2 separate regions of the Homo sapiens genome follow, and region 1 is linked to region 2. A link is an interaction called in ENCODE POLR2A ChIA-PET data of the cell type or tissue named here. Cell type or tissue: GM12878. All regions are shown on one strand. Links, peaks and the distances in the headings refer to the core of each region. The heading gives the core; the rest is flanking DNA.

Evidence for each region. Peaks named below come from ENCODE experiments on the same cell type or tissue, not always from the same donor. Only the 100,000 strongest peaks of a DNase experiment are listed, where the experiment ranks them.
Region 1: POLR2A ChIA-PET joins it to region 2 with 9 read pairs; 4 of 35 experiments call an interaction of 5 or more read pairs at or near these places.

Annotation. Positions count from the first base shown.
Region 1 is chr12:57,513,929-57,519,284 of GRCh38, reverse strand. MARS1 (methionyl-tRNA synthetase 1) reads right to left here. Exons shown (of 21, transcript NM_004990.4): 16 at 4,434-4,565; 17 at 4,227-4,331; 18 at 3,949-4,135; 19 at 3,294-3,365; 20 at 2,948-3,040; 21 at 2,633-2,850. The coding sequence ends at 2,704. It overlaps DDIT3 (DNA damage inducible transcript 3), which reads left to right. Exons shown (of 4, transcript NM_004083.6): 2 at 1,532-1,579; 3 at 1,847-2,016; 4 at 2,105-2,692. The coding sequence starts at 1,879. The coding sequence ends at 2,476. LOC128125814 reads left to right here. Exons shown (of 2, transcript NM_001414991.1): 2 at 1,532-1,573. The coding sequence ends at 1,573. It overlaps MIR616 (microRNA 616), which reads left to right and starts at 26; the gene lies at 26-122. In GM12878, for the core only: no CTCF peak of the experiment used is centred there; no DNase peak of the experiment used is centred there; H3K4me3 peaks cover 637 bases.
Region 2 is chr12:56,673,835-56,679,205 of GRCh38, reverse strand. The region is part of intron 1 of PTGES3 (prostaglandin E synthase 3); the gene reads left to right. Among named protein-coding and RNA genes, the nearest start is that of PTGES3, 12 kb to the left of the region's middle. In GM12878, for the core only: no CTCF peak of the experiment used is centred there; no DNase peak of the experiment used is centred there; H3K4me3 peaks cover 394 bases; H3K27ac peaks cover 1,335 bases.

The sequences.
Region 1 (5,356 bases), core at 357-5,356, 840 kb before region 2:
TTACATCAGGTGGTCAGGAATTACCTTAGGTAATTCCTCCACTCAAAACCCTTCAGTGACTTCCATGACATGAAATAGGAAGTCATTGGAGGGTTTGAGCAGAGGAATGACCTGTTTTAAAAGGCTCACTCAGGCTGCTGTATGGTGAATAGAGTTGCGGAGGGGTGGCAAGAGAAGAAATGGGAAGACCTTCTGCAGTCAGAAAGTTTCTGCAGTAATTTAGAGATGGTAGTGAATTGATCTAGATTGGAAACAATGGAATTAGAAGTGTTTAGATTCTTCTAAGCAAAGGTTTTAAAAACTCATTTTTAAAGAATGAGTTAAGGGCCGGGCATGGTGGCTCACACCTGTAATCCCAGCACTTTGGGAGACCAGAGGTGGGTGGATCACCTGAGGTCAGGAGTTCAAGACCAGCCTGGCCAACATGGTGAAATCCCATCTTTACTAAAAATACAAAAATTAGCCGGGCATGGCAGTGCATGCCTGTAATCCCAGCTACTCCGGAGGCTGAAGCAGGAGAATCGCTTGAACCCAGCAGGCGGAGGTTGCAGTGAGCCGATTGCGCCACTGCCTTCCAGCCTGGGCAAAAAGAGTGAGACCCGTCTCAGAAAAAAAGGAATGAGTTAAAATTTGCTAGTACTTTGGATTGCAGGGTGTGAGAGAAGAGGAATGAAGGATGATACCAAGGTTTTTAGCTTAAGCAACTAGAGTTGTCATCTGAGATGGGGATGACCTTGGAAGGGGAAAATCAGCAAGAGTTTGCCTTTGCACATAGTCTTAGGTGCCTATTAGACATTGAAAAAGAAATGGCAAGTAGGCAGTAGACAGCAGAGTCTGAAGTTCTGGAAGAGGTCCAGACTGGAAATGTACATTTGGAGGATGTCAGCCCTGTGGGAATGGAGTTAGGAAAATGCTATGATTTGTTCCCTTCCCTGTAGTTTAGTTTTTACCCTGGCAGATTTGAGGCCTGCTTTGGATTTAGAGAAAGCTGAGTTGGCCAGGACTTTACTATTATGTAACCAGGACTACAAATGTCAGCAACTAAAAATAAAGAAAGTCAGGCCCTCTTCTGCCCTTCGAAATGGCTACAGGGACCAAGTATGCATACCCCACAAGACCAGAAGTAAGGAAGGACCAGTAGGAGGCTGGAGGTAAAAGAAAAATAAGGGCCCAGCACGGTAGCTCATGCCTATAATCCCAGCACTTTGGGAAGCGATGGATCACAAGGTTAAGAGATGGAGACCATCCTGGCCAACATAGTGAAACCCTATCTCTGCTAAAAACACAAAAATTAGCTGGGCGTGGTGGCACGCGCCTGTAGTCCCAGCTACTCGGGAGGCCGAGGCAGAAGAATCACTTGAACCGAGGAGGCAGAGGTTGCAGTGAGCCGAGATCGCACCACTGCACTTCAGCCTGGCAACAGAGCAAGACTTGGTCTCAAAAAAAAAAAAAGAAAGAAAAAAAGAAAAAGAAAAGTAAGTTGCCTCTCCCCCTTCCAAAAATGGCTGACATTTCTCTTTGTTGCCCACAGTGTTCAAGAAGGAAGTGTATCTTCATACATCACCACACCTGAAAGCAGGTAAACTTAACCTACCCTTTTCCAAAAATTTTAAACGGCAGGACAGTAAATATTTTAGATGTTAAAAGTCCTATAGTCTCTAGCGTGACTCTTCATCTCTGCCACTGTAGCACCAAAGCAGCCATAAACAATATGTAAATAAACAGATGTGGCTGTATTCCAGTACAACTTTACCTACAAAAACAGGCATCAGACCAGCTTGCCAACTTGTGGCATAGACTGTTTGCTACATGGAGCTTGTTCCAGCCACTCCCCATTATCCTGCAGATGTGCTTTTCCAGACTGATCCAACTGCAGAGATGGCAGCTGAGTCATTGCCTTTCTCCTTCGGGACACTGTCCAGCTGGGAGCTGGAAGCCTGGTATGAGGACCTGCAAGAGGTCCTGTCTTCAGATGAAAATGGGGGTACCTATGTTTCACCTCCTGGAAATGAAGAGGTAAGAATGTTAGCCCTAAAGCTAAAGGGGGATGTTACCTTTCCCTTCTCAACTAATATCTATGTTCCCTTTCCTCATTTCCTTGAAGGAAGAATCAAAAATCTTCACCACTCTTGACCCTGCTTCTCTGGCTTGGCTGACTGAGGAGGAGCCAGAACCAGCAGAGGTCACAAGCACCTCCCAGAGCCCTCACTCTCCAGATTCCAGTCAGAGCTCCCTGGCTCAGGAGGAAGAGGAGGAAGACCAAGGGAGAACCAGGAAACGGAAACAGAGTGGTCATTCCCCAGCCCGGGCTGGAAAGCAGCGCATGAAGGAGAAAGAACAGGAGAATGAAAGGAAAGTGGCACAGCTAGCTGAAGAGAATGAACGGCTCAAGCAGGAAATCGAGCGCCTGACCAGGGAAGTAGAGGCGACTCGCCGAGCTCTGATTGACCGAATGGTGAATCTGCACCAAGCATGAACAATTGGGAGCATCAGTCCCCCACTTGGGCCACACTACCCACCTTTCCCAGAAGTGGCTACTGACTACCCTCTCACTAGTGCCAATGATGTGACCCTCAATCCCACATACGCAGGGGGAAGGCTTGGAGTAGACAAAAGGAAAGGTCTCAGCTTGTATATAGAGATTGTACATTTATTTATTACTGTCCCTATCTATTAAAGTGACTTTCTATGAGCCAAGGTCTTTTACTTTTTCTTCTTGCCTTTAGGGGCTTCAGGGGGTTTCCCCTCAGCTACAGCCAACTGTTTCTTTAGATCCAAGAGTTTCGCCACCTCCGCAGCAACCTCGTTCTTGTCTGCCTTTTGTGCTTTCAGTTCTCGGACAATGTTTCCCTAAGATAAAGGGGGGTGGGGAGGTAACAGTGAGGCAAGAAAAAGATCTATTTAGGATTCAGCTTGTCCAGTCTCCCACAGGGCTTAAGCTTCATACTTGTTTTGTCACTTCATCCATCAGCGCTTGTATCTGCTGTGGCTTGGCTGTTGTAACAGTCTCTACAACTGCTGGCTTCGGGGACGTTTTTGCCTGGAGAACAACAAAGTTATCACCAGCAACCATAAATATCCCCTAACCTCCAGTTTTATACAGCATCTCAGAGGGAAAGTGGTTACCTTTAAGTCGAAGGTCTCTTCTAGTTAAGACAGGAAAGAAAAACTGTAAGTGAGGAAGCGGCAGGGCCAAAAGATGGAAAGAGTGATGGGTGAGGACTACTTAGGGAAATTAGGGAAGTGATGCTGTGGCTGTTGTGGAGCGAGGGCACAGCCTTTAGCTTTCTCACCTGGCCCCCTCCAAAGCGCTGCCTTAAACTTTCAATCTGGTCATTTTCCAATTTTTGGAACAAGGGACTGACCTGTAAAAAAAGAGTTCCAGAATCATCTACTGATTGGATACAGACTCTACCATAGACTATACAGATGACCTCTCCAACCCCAATCTCTGATGTGTTTTAGAAAGAACGAGCTTAACACTGAGCTAATATCTGCTGATTTTAGGAAATTAGCTGTAGCTTTCCCTGTGAAACCCCAAATAATTTGTAGGGTCAAAGATTCTTTAAGCTCTCTAAGGATGCTAGGCTGATCCAGAAGTTTAGCAATGTACTTACTTTTTCATTTTGTGTCAAAGAGGAAATGGCTTTCCTGTATTTTCCCTGCCCACTATCTGCTAGCATTATGGAGACTAGGTGATCACAGTGTTTCTTCAAATATCTGTTTACCAGTTAGTTTTGTGTGCCAGGTTCTGGTTTCTGGCATGAAGAACAATGAAGATGTACAGATAATTCCGGACTTGTGAACGACTACCAAGGACTTTATATCAGAAACTTAGGAGTCCCATGACCAAAGTAACACTGGAGAGATGTTAGGTCTTCTCTCACCCACTCCAAAAGCTGCATGGCAAGAGTATCAATTTTAAGAGAGGCTGGCTCTTCCACCTACTGTGCCAATCTGGTGTCCTGCTGGTAAGGTACACAGGAAGTTTGTCAGCAGGATACTGCAGGCTGGAGGTGGGAGCTGCAGCTGGGCCTGGATTGTGGCACTAACCGTGGGCATGTAAGGCTGAAGCATGACAGAGAGCAAGGCAGCTATATTCACTGCCAAGCCAGTCACTGTTCCTGCCCGTTGCCTGAGGAAGAGGAGACATTAGTCAAGACCTCCAGGAGGATACAGCTTACAAGCCACTTTATGCCTTTAGCCAACCCTCCCCGCTTACCTACCTGTCAGCCTCACTGCCTTTAATCCGCTTCCAGGGCTCATTCACCTGAATATATTGGTTGCCATGTCGAGATATGGTGAGGATACTGCGCAAGGCATCCCGGATCCTGGGAAGGGAGGAAGCAGGCCAAGGTGTAATGTCCTACAGAGACCAATACAAGGAGGCTCTCAACATGCCAGCAGAAAAGACAGAGGTGTCAGTTACTTACCGAACCTTCTCAAGTAGCTGGTGATAGTGCTGGAGCTCCAGGGTGACATGGGCCAGCAGGCGCTGATCATCAGGGGTGAGCACCATCTCAGGCACATAGCCCCCAAAGAACTTAGACACAAACATCCCAGCTCTTGGTTGGGAGTAGGAAAGCAGAAGTGGAAAAAAGAGGGGAAGTTATTATCCCGTCTCCTTGTTAGAATTTCACCCAATTTCCACAGCTGTACATTCTCTCAGGATTCCTGCCTGGAACAGGTAACTCCTGGCTCCCTCAAGCTAGTAGACAAGGCCTAATTATTTACTCTTTCTCTCCCCTAAGAATCTGACTCTGCACATAAGAAACCTGATTAAGTTAAACAACTGTACCTCTTATTTTTAAGAAGTCATTACTCGGCCGGGCGCAGTGGCTCACGCCTAAAATCCCAGCACTCTGGGAGGCCGAGGTGGGCAGATCACCTGAGGTCAGAAGTTCAAGACCAGCCTGGCCTGGCCATGGTGAAACCTCGTCTCTACTAAAAATGCAAAAAATTAGCCGGGCGTGGTGGTGTGCACCTGTAATCCCAGCTACTCTGGAGGCTGAGGCAGGAGAATTGCTTGAACCCGGGAGGCGGAGGTTGCAGTGAGCCAAGATCGCGCCACTGCACTCCAGCCTGGGCAACAAGAGAGAAACTCCATCTCAAAAAAAAAAAAAAAAAGTCATTACTCAAAATGACCAAGCTGAGTATGTGTTAACTGCTATCAAACAAACACTCTAGGCAAGTACTTTTTTTTTTTTTTAATTTTTTTTTTTTTTGAGGATTCTCACTCTGTTGCCCAGGCTGGAGCACAGTGGCATGATCTTGGCTCACTGCAACCTTTGCCTCCCGGGTTCAAGTGATTCTCCTGCCTCAACCTCTTGAGTAGCTGGGATTACAGATGTGCGCC
Region 2 (5,371 bases), core at 86-5,085:
ACTCCTGGCCTCCAGTAATCTGCCAGCCTTGGGCTCCCAAAGTGCTGATATTAGATGTGAGCCATCACTCCTGGTCTCCATGCTTCTCTAAGTCAGGGTCTTGCTATGTGGCCCAGGCTGGAGTGCAGTGGTACAACCATGCTCACTATAACCTCAAACTCCTTGTCTCAAGCAATTCTCCCACCTCAGTGCCCCCCAGTTAGCTAGGACTACAAGCATGTGTCACCATGGCCAGCGATTTTTTTCTTTTTGGCAGAGATGTGGTCTCGCAGTGTTGCCCAGGCTGGTCTTGAACTCCTGGCCCAAAATGATACTCTCACCTTGGCCTCCTAAAGTGCTAGGATTCCAGGCATGAGGCACAGTGCCCAGCCTATTCCATGCTGATGTGACAAGCATTTCTAAGCTCAATAGAAGGGCTATATATACCAATCCAAGCAATTACATTTTGCATAACCTAAAATCCTCTATAGTCCTATCTAAAAGGTCTCTTTGTTAGCCTTGAAAGGACAGAGACCGTATTTGTTCCTAAATACCATAATTTTAATATGTTAGTATCTGGTGAGTTATAACTCTAATTTATAAAACACTGCAAGCACCCTTCACTATAAAAAATTGATGCACCAAAGAAGCTAGATGGAAACAGTTTGCTAGGAAAAGTGTCCCAGTTATTTTAATCCATTTGATAGTTTTACTATGTGCAATGCACATTTTATTATAAAAGACAAAACAGGCTGGGTATGGTGGCTCACTCCTGTAATTCCAGCACTTTGGGAGGCTGAGGCGGGTGGCTCACCTGAGGTCAGGAGTTCGAGACCAGCCTGGCCAACATGGTGAAAACCTGCCTCTACTAAAAAACAAAAATTAGCCAGGCTTGGTGGCGGGCGCCTGTAATCCCAGCTACTCAAGGGACTGAGGAAGGAGAACTGCTTGAACCCAGGAGGCAGAAGCTGCTGTGAGCCGAGATCACGCCACTGCACTCCAACCTGGGCGACAGAGCCAGACTCCATCTCAAAAATAATAAATAAATTAAAAATACCTATTTGTAATATGTGAGGAATGAGACATCAAAGTTCTGCTATGGAAAGGAAAAAAGTAGTTCCTGGAGTTCATAAATGGTTTTTCCTTCTTAGGTATCAAACACCTTGCCTATAAATGTCTGACACCAAGCTGTCTCCCACATACTCATTGCTCAGGGAAACCGTAAGATATTTGAGATCTTCTGTAATCAGCTGTAGTACTATAAAACTTTCTGAATAAACCTGCTAGTCCTGTGGCCTGTGGCTACCAAATCATGTGCCAAGATGTATCAGGGCCCCATGGAGGAACTCACAACTACCTTGGGATATTTTAAATTTCAGAGTAATTCAGTGATACTCAACATAAGCCAAGACACTAAGCAAACTATTAGTTTCAGGTTGTTCAGTTTCAATATGAGATTGTACTGCAAACCCCTCCATTAAGTTTCATCTTCTAAAAACTGAATTTCTGGTGGTTGCTATAACTCAAAAAAACACAGGTACCCACCCCACCAAAAAAAAATAATAATAATAATGGGGAACAAGGAGTGAGATGATAGAAGTCATTTCAAAGTTTGAGAAGTTATATAGTATCCAAAAGCCATACACATTCCATTGATAGGTATGGTTATATAAGAAACTATATATATTTTTCTTTCCAATAATGTAAATTCGTTTTTCCAATAGCTACTAGGCTGCTAAGACAATATAGTTATGTTGCTTGGATACAGCTATGTCATCAAAGCAACTGCTAGTTACTCCTTTTGGCTTAAGAGCACAACAAAACTCCTCAGACACCAAGGGCACTATATACCAGGAAGGCTTGTGAACCTCTGTCCTAGCGAGTTATTTTATGTGGTAGTTTCCACTCTAAGATACAAAGGTGAAAGCTGTTCAAGGTAATGTTTTATGGAAAATGTAGCACTTTTTTTTTTTTTTTTGGGTGGTGCGGAGAAGGAGTCTCACTCTGTCGCCCAGGCTAGAGTGCAGTGGCGCTATCTGGCTTACTGCAACCTCTGCCTTTCATGTTCAAGCAATTCTCCCGCCTCAGCCATCCTAGTAGCTGGGATCACAGGTGTGCACCACCATGCCCAGCTAATTTTTACATTTTTAGTAGAGACGGGATTTCACCACGGTGGTTGGCCAGGCTGGTCTTGAACTCCTGACATCAGGTGACCTGCTCACCTCAGCCTCCCAAAGTGCTGAGATTACTGCCATAAGCCACCGCACTTAGCCAGCACTATTTTTTTTTTTTTTTTTTTTTTTTTTGAGTCGGAATCTCACTCTCTCACCCAGGCTGCAGTGCAGTGGCACGATCTCAGCTCACTGCAACCTCCACCACCGGGTTCAAGGATTCTTGTGCTTCAGCCTCCCAAGTAGCTGGGACTATAGGAGCGCGCCACCATGCCTGTCTAATTTTTGTATTTTTAGTAGCGATGGGGTTTCACCATGTTGTCCAGGCTGACTTCAAGTGATTTACCTGCCTTGGCCTCCCAAAGTGCTGGGATTATAGGCATGAACCACCACGCATACCCACTTAGCACTTTTCTATCAAGCAACTCTTGTGGCTTTCCACATTCCGTCTTTTGAGCACTCTTTTTTTAAAAAAATTACTTTCTTGCTTTGGTTTTAGACCCTGAAGCATTCTTCTTTTAACATCCCCAGGAGATAAAAGAATTTTTCTTTGTTCAAGAAAGACTCAAGGTCAAATATCACTCTCTCACTGCCTCCATAACAAATTTTAGACTCTCAGGACTCCATTATCATGTTGTCAAGTATGCAGAAGCTAGTTTAGATTATATAATAAAACAAACTGGAAGTACAGAGACATGGTTAGTTACTTTGCAATAAAAGGACCGCTGGAGAAATTATTGTCCCTTTTTGTGAAGTGAAAAAAAATAAGCCTTCTGTCAGAAATGCTGGGTTCCAATCCTATTTTGGCTTTTTTTTTTTTTTTGGGGGGGGAGACACAGCCTCTCTCTGTTGCCCAGGCTGTAGTGCAGTGGCGTGATCTCGGCTTACCGCAACCTCCACCTCCACCTCCCCCTCCCCCTCCCCCTCCCAGCCTCCCAAATAGCTGGTATTACAGGCATACGCCACCTCGCCTGGCTAATTTTGTATTTTTAGTAGAGACGGGGTTTCTCCACGTTGGTCAGACTGGTCTCAAACTCCCAGCCCCAGGTGATCCATCAGCCTTGGCCTCACAAAGTGCTGGGATCATGGGCTTGAGTCACTGCGCCTGGTCTGCAGTTTTTGTGTTGTGTTTTGAGACGGAGTTTCACGCTGTTGTCCAGGCTGGAGTGCAATGGCGTGGTCTGGGCTCACTGCAACCTCCACCTCCTTATTTCAAGCGATTCTCCTGCTGCAGCATCCTGAGTAGCTGGGATTACAGGTGCCCATCACCACACCCAGCTAATTTTTTGTATTTTTAGTAGAGATGGGGTTTCATAATGTTTGCCAGGCTGGTCTCTGAACTCCTGACCTTAGGTGATGCACCCATCTCAGCCTCCCAAAGTGCTGGAGATTACAGGCGTGAGCCACCGCACTCGGCCCTGTTTGTAGTTTTAATGTGTTAGCCAACTTGTATAAAGGGTCAGCCAGTAAATATTCAGCTTTGCAGGCCACAAATATCTCTTATCTCATTCACATTTTTTTTTTTTTTTTTTTTGGTCTCATTCTGTTGCCTAGGCTAGAGTGCAGTAGTGTGATCTTGGCTCACTGCAACTTCCGCCTCCTGTGTTTTTTTAAAAATATACATTTAAAAAATGTAGGAATCATTTTTGGTTCATGGCCTAACCACAGGTTTTGATAATTTAAATTTGTTTTATCTGGGACATGATCATATAGCTTGCTAAGGCTTTTTTTCTTTTTCTTTTTCTTTTTCTTTTTTGAGACAGAGTCTTGCTCTGTCACCCAGACTAGAGTGCAGTGGCGTGATCTTGGCTCGCTGCAACCTCTACCTCCTGGGTTCAACTGATTGGCCTGGCTCAGTCTCCCAAATAGCTGGGACTACAGGTACGTGCCACCACGCCCAGCTAATTTTTGCAATTTTAGTAGAGACGGGGTTTTACTATATTGGCCAGGCTGGTCTCGAACTCCTGACCTCGTGATCCGCCTGCCTCTGCCTCCCAAAGTGCTGGGATTACAGGTGTGAACCAGCACTTTTTTTTTTTTTTTTTTTTTTTGAGACCGAGTTTCACTCTTGTTGCCCAGGCTGGAGTGCAATGGCCTGATCTCGGCTCACCGTAACCTCCACTTCCCAGGTTCAAGCGATTCTCCTGACTCAGCCTCCTGAGTAGCTGAGATTACAGGCATGCACCACCACGCCTGGCGAATTTTTTTTTTTTTTTTTTTTTTTTTTTTTGAGATGGAGTCTTGCTCTGTTGCCCAGGCTGGGGTGCGGTGGCCTGATCTCAGCTCACTGCAAGCTCCGCCTCCTGGGTTCATGCCATTCTCCTGTCTCAGCCTCCCGAGTAGCTGGGACTACAGGCGCCTACCACCATGCCTGGCTAATTTTTTGTATTTTTAGTAGAGACAGGGTTTCATCGTGTTAGCCAGGATGGTCTCAATCTCCTGACATTGTGATCCTCCTGCCTCGGCCTCCCAAAGTGCTGGGATTATGGGCGTGAGCCACTGTGCCCGCCTGAATTTTTTGTAATTTTAGCAGAGACGAGTTTCTCCGTGTTGGTCAGGCTGGTCTCGAATTCTCGACCTCAGGTGATCCACCTGCCTCGCCTCCCAAAGTGCTGGGATTACAGGCGTGAGCCACCGCGCCTGGCCTGCTAAGGCTTTCATAAGAAAGTATCACACACTGGGTGGCTTAAACAGCAGAAATTTATTTCTTCACATTTCCACGAGGCTGAAAATCCAAGGCGAAGGTGTCAGCAGGATTAGTTTCTTCTGAGGCCTTTCCTTGGTTTGCAGATAGCTATCTTCTTTCTTCCCTCTGTGCTAATCTCTTTATATAGGAGGACAACAGTCATTGGATTAGGGTCTATCCTAAGACCTCATATTTACTTGTCATTTAAAGACACTTTCTCCAAATACAATCCCATTCTTAAGATGTACTGGGGGTTAGGACTTCAATGTATTAATTTTGAGGAAACTGATAAAATTCTAGATTGCTGAATTTGAGGAAAGGAGATTGATTCTCCTGGTTTCAGTGAACTTAATGTAAAAAGTGAAGCTCTGATGTACCAGTGTTTTTTGTTGTTGTTGTTTGTTTTGAGACAGAGTCTCTGTTGCCCAGGCTGGATTGCAGTGGCATGATCTCAGCTCACCGCAGCCTCCACCTCCCGGGTTCAAGTGATTCTTGTGCCTCAGTCCCATCCCTCAAGTATCTGGGACTACAGGCC